2 separate regions of the Homo sapiens genome follow, and region 1 is linked to region 2. The links are chromatin loops, found by intact Hi-C in ENCODE. Cell type or tissue: CD4-positive, alpha-beta T cell. All regions are shown on one strand. Links, peaks and the distances in the headings refer to the core of each region. The heading gives the core; the rest is flanking DNA. Region 1 has its middle 23 kb from the start of CD44-AS1. Region 2 has its middle 56 kb from the start of MIR1343.

Region 1 (2,821 bases), core at 210-2,709, 240 kb after region 2:
AATAATCTCTACCGGAAAGAATGCTGGGGGGTTAAATGAGATAATATCTGTAAAATGATGGAATATAGTAGACGCATATAGGTTTCCTTCCCTCATTTCTGCTATCTTAATCACTTTTGTGTGAATACACAGTAGGGGTCTAGAAAGAATATGAACCATGATTTGGGAGAAGTCAGAGGTGTTCCAAAAATTTCTGAACCTCTCCCAAACCCTTTTAAGCACTGGGGTCTGAAAAGCCTACCCTCTCCCACCCTAAGATTTCCAAATAGTATCAAAAAGAAGAAGAGATTCCCACTCCTGTTTTCTGGGGAAGGGTGGAATATGCAGGTTTATTATTGCCAACATCTATAACACAAAGGCTCTGCCAGAGCCAACCTTCAAGGTGACCCCTAGATAGGGAGAGAGAAGAAATGAGATTGAAATTTCAAGGGCCTAGCTCTGGAGATTCTGAAGATCCTTGACCTTGGGAACTCACCCATGCAGAAGTGGAGAGACAGGTTTTCAATAATAAAGGCTAAGGGCTTCAAATTTCAGCTTGGGTTACTAGAGTTCAGTGAGAGATTTACTTTTTATTTTCGCCTCTTCTAGGATTCTTTAAATCTCATTAAGAAATGAAGAGAGAAATGTGAAGAAAAGCTGTCAGAGGGGTAAACTGTCAGAGGGATGCAAAGAAGAGTAAGATTTCAAACAATTGTTCTGAAAGAAAGTTAGTAGCTATTTAATAAGGACTGTCTATGCATATAGCAGATATTTAAATCATAATAAGTATAAAGTAAACTCAAAAGCGTCTCAATAAGGACAGCATCTCTCTTCCAAACCTCAATGGGTTTTGCTGGCTGCACTTCCAGGGCAAGTTGTCTTGGCCACACTTTACTTCTCTTCCACTCTCTCAATCCCTTTCACTGGGCTTGGAGGCACAGCAACTCAGAACTACAAAGTCTGGTCTGGGCAGCAGAGTCATTGGCTGCGCTGTACTCTCCCTCAGGGCAGTGGCAAGCTGGGACCTCTCTCAATAGGCAAGGGACCTCCGACTCCCTGTTTTAGATCACTTCCCCCTTGGACAAAATTTAGACCTTTGTGTAAAAGCTGACTGAGAAAAGTGCAATGTGTTCATCTGTCAAGCCAAGGATGAGAGTAATGAAAATTTTCCCATCAAGGTTCACGTCCTTTGCAGAAACTTCGTTTTCAACCATCTTGTTGGCCTTCTCTGCCCTGTTGATAATGCGCCCCCTAGTGGATGCTTTACAACATGCCCTTTGTCTTCGTAGAAACTGAGTCCTTCCGCCTGACTTCCGTTCTCGAATCCTCAAGGTAAAACCAGAAAGAAGAGGGTGAAGGTGGGCATCCTTGCACTCAAGGCTTAGTGGGGAGTGGGAATGGGAATGGAACTGGGTTGCCTGAGTTGGGACAAACGGTTGGGGAATAACTGATGGTCCACGTTTTCTTTTTAAACTACATTTTGTGTTTTGAAAAGGATTTATAGATCATGAAAAGAAGGAAACATTCATTAGTTGCAATTTAAACGTCATTTACTGAATATCTACTATATGCCAGGCATTGCGCCATTGCTGCGCTACAGATCCTTGTCTGAAGGACACAGATAATTGTAGCCAAGAACCTGCTATGACAGAGGGATAGATAGAATATTGATCTATAATGGCTGAAATTGAGCATTTGCTATCTACTTGGGCACTGTCTTAAGCATGTTGCATGTGTTAACTAAATTAAGTTATTTAACCTCTCTGTGGTTTAACAGGTAATCGTAGAACATAGCTTACAGAGTTATCAGAACTAAACAAGATAATACCTGAAAGATCTTAAAACAGTGCCTGGTACAGACATGCTAAAATAAGAAAACGGAAATGATACTCTGCACAACCTTGTGAGATGAAGTACCATATTATGTTGCATCTACAGATGGGGAAACTAAGGCAGAGGAAGCATAGTCACTCTGCTAGTAACTGGCAGAGCAGTCTGCCAATGTAAACAGCCCAGACCTAGAACATGCTCTCTTAACTCCTATGCCACACTGCTTCTGCCTGAACATACTGACTCTTTTAACAGGAATAGTTTTCATTTCAGTTCTTAAAGAAGGCTGGCATCAAAATTAGTGAGCTATTAAACAAGTGTCAAAATTATTGGGGACTGTAAATCACTTTATGTCTATTAGTTGATTCTAAGTGTGGCACAGATTACTTGTTCATTTGATGTTTGAGGAAAAGTTTAATAATATGCCAAACTTTGGTTCTCAGTTTTCATTTACAAAGAAGCTCTTGGCTAAAGAAATTTCCTAAAAGAATCTAGGACTACTCAAACAAGAGACTGGCTTATTTTCTGCCTTTTATTGTTCCTTAAAAAGAATTCAACATTAAAAATACAAAAGTAATTGTCTACTTCATTTCTGTAGAAAGGTAGACAATAAGACATCCATTTTCTAGAAAATTCTTTATTCCCAGAAATTTTATGCTAGAAATGTTTTCTGTTCCAAAAAATATCATCTAATCTCGTTGATGAACCACACAAAGGGATTACATTTTAAGTCTTATCATTGTGACTGAATGAACTGAGACTTCCCCTCTGCCTCCAGGGTTTAGGGAAGTACGACTTGGACAAGATATTCTTTATTGTCAAATAACAATGAGGTGTCTGATAAACTATCTCAGAGGCAAGGTGGGAGAATGCTCTTTTAGCATAATAAGTCCAGGGTATTTAATTCTGCTAGTAAGAGTGTCAAAATGAGTAGGAGAAAATGGTTTATGTCATACAGGTTAGAACAGAGAGTTTCTGAAAGAAATTAATCCTGGAGGTGGTGAGATGTGCT
Region 2 (2,821 bases), core at 212-2,711:
GTATTAATTGTTAAGAAAATGCTTAATCCAACTATCCAACTCAGTTTAACAAGCCATTTAAAAAAAATAGTCTTCAAAACTTTTGTCATATTAACAGTTACACTGAAAATTATAACCAAAGGCTATTTTCAAAATAATTTTTATGTTACATTATTTCCAAGGTCAGTTTTAATCGAAATTATTATTATTATTACTACTTTTTCTTGAGATGGGGTCTTGCTCTGTGGCCCAGGCTGTAGTGCAGTGCTGGGATCACAGATCACTGCAACCTCGACCTCCTAGGCTCAAGTGATCCTCCTCCCTCAGCCTCCCGAGTAGCTAAGGACTAAAGGCATGCACCATCATGCCTGGCTAATTTTTCTATTTTTTTTTTTTAGAGACAGGGTCTTGCCATGTTGCTCAGGCTGGTCCCAAACTCCTGGGCTCAAGTAGTCGACCCACCTTGGCCTCGCAAAGTGCTGGGATTACACAGGCATGAGCTACTGTGCTAGGCCGTTGTTTTTGTTGTGGTTGTTGTTTGTTTGTTCATTTTAATTTTTATATCTGAGGAACAGAACATGATGAGGCAGCCATAAATAAGCCTGACTCAGAGTTCTGCTTTTCATGAACTGACGTACATAAGCAGTAGTGCATCTGTTTCCCTATAGGTGAAATGGGCATTAATATTTACTCAGCCTGCCTTAGAGAGTTGAACTGTACAAGGGAAATCGCTGTATAAATTTAAGATGTTTTAATTCATGGACCTCACAACCAGGCTTTTCATATAATCACCTGCCTCTCATGGTTTGACTTCTCAGCTTCTGGTACAAATGCTTGTTCATTCTGACCAAAAATATTGTCTCTGGTATTTCTATACTGATGAGGTGGTTTAGATTAAGGAAGTTTTCATTTCTAAAAAGAATTTTGTTGTAGTTTGAGATCAAAGAATAACACTGAGAAAGGAGTATGGTATACTTGGTTTGAACTGTGTGCTACACTACCAGGCCCCTTCCACATTATACTACTAATTTATTTAAAATAGATAGGTATCACACTGAGAGGATATAAAAAAAATTTCTGCCTCTTCATTTTTGTTTCTTGTTTGAACAGAAAAAATGACCAAAATATTGGGAGTACTTCTAAGGAAAAGGCAACACACATTCCAGTTAACACTTGGATGTGAAAATATCAATGAATATTAGAATTTATAAGTCAAACTGGCTCTGCTCGCTGATTGCAATTTTTAGTTACATTCACTATTTTGTGCTAAATTTAAGTCATTGGTATACGACTGGCCAGAGTCCTTGGTTTTAAACATTACTGAGAACTTTATATATACTCTTAATGGGTATTTTATATAATGTCGAATGAAACTTTTATTTTTAGATTTTTAAAAAATATTTTGCACTTTGGACTTAATTTTACACTAAATTGTATCAGCCAGCCTAAGGGCATTATGCTAAATGTAAATCTAGTTCTTGGTTAAGCTTTTATTGAAAGATAGGTGGTGCTGTAAGTTAATATATTGTAGTGAAAGTGTGGGAGAAAAGTTAAATTGGCACTTAAATCTTAGTTTTCAAGGAAAACGTGTCCCGCACATACTGCATTATGATGGACTTTGTCTCAGGTGAAGTGAAGAAGTGAAAGAATCAAGTGTATGGCCGGTAAGAATTAACCATTAATTTAAATGGGATGCTATTAGTGGGAAACTTTTACTGATTTTTGAAGAAGGAAGTAACAGTGCAGATTTACTTTTATCAGTCTGGCCATAATGTGCAAGTCAGTAGGTCAAAACAGGGAGAGGATAGCAGTCATCAGAAAAGAACTGGAAGATTTTGCCATAATGAAAGTATAAGTTGATTAGGATCTGCACTAGGTCAGTGTCTTTAAAGAAGGAGGAAATGGGTAAAAGTTGGCATGTTACCATGCTATGAGGTGTCTTATGAATATATGGGGTAGATGTATTCAGTCAGATAATGCAGGAACAGTGATAGAATTTCCCATCCAAAACACTAGTCCTCCATGGCTCACGTTCACCAATATGAAAACGAATAAGATTCCAGTAAGTTATGTACAGCAAATAGTGTATTTCAGTAGACATTTAAACTTTTTGTGAATGGAAAAGGCAATAGTCTTTCTATAAAATCCTTTTACATAGTTTTATATTACAAAAATGTGTGTGTGTCTCCATTGGTTTCAGGAGATGGGGGGCAAACAGGGTTGGAGGGAGGATATGGTTTGTCTAGACTTGTAATATTGAAACACCATTTAATTGAAACTGTAAGGTTTACAGATGTATTTTGAAAAATTATTAGCCTCTCAATAGCAGTCTTTTGTTTCTTTGATCATATAAATTCTATTTTCACATTTTATCCGTATCTTTGCTTTTTTTGCAACAAGTCCAAGCAGCTTTCTTCCTGGGAAAATGAATGTTTTGTGAATCTCTCAGTTTAACCTCTGTTGTATGATACATACCATTAAGGAAAATGGGTTTTCATTAAAAGTTGAGAAACTTTTAGCAAAATCATTAATTAGTCATGATTTGCTTTTTTTAATACCTAAAATGTATATTTTAAAATTTCTTAGTTTATGAAATTCTGTTACTCCTATTACTAAAAGATGAGCCTTTTAAATATAAGACTCTTGTGATCAAGTGGAATAACATTGATTATATCACTTTATAAAGCATAAAGTATTATGGAAATGTAAGATGTTAAATTTAAATTTTTAATCTCATAAATTGCACTTAGTAGCTCATCAGTCTGATGGGGAATGGTATATCAGGAACTTATAAGATGGTACTTAATACCATAACTTAAGTTATTCTTCCCAGTGGAACTAC

What was found. Peaks named below come from ENCODE experiments on the same cell type or tissue, not always from the same donor. Only the 100,000 strongest peaks of a DNase experiment are listed, where the experiment ranks them.
Region 1: a loop joins it to region 2, with 11 times the contacts of the local background. A loop is called at or near these places in 49 of 110 quality-filtered maps.

Annotation. Positions count from the first base shown.
Region 1 is chr11:35,237,084-35,239,904 of GRCh38, forward strand. No RefSeq gene overlaps it. Among named protein-coding and RNA genes, the nearest start is that of CD44-AS1, 23 kb to the left of the region's middle. RefSeq lists enhancers at 949-1,018, 1,029-1,098. In CD4-positive, alpha-beta T cell, for the core only: CTCF peaks have their summits at 1,246 (motif pointing left) and 1,446; a DNase peak (open chromatin) is centred at 1,228.
Region 2 is chr11:34,996,554-34,999,374 of GRCh38, forward strand. No RefSeq gene overlaps it. Among named protein-coding and RNA genes, the nearest start is that of MIR1343, 56 kb to the left of the region's middle. In CD4-positive, alpha-beta T cell, for the core only: CTCF peaks have their summits at 1,484 and 1,683; DNase peaks (open chromatin) are centred at 1,508 and 1,888.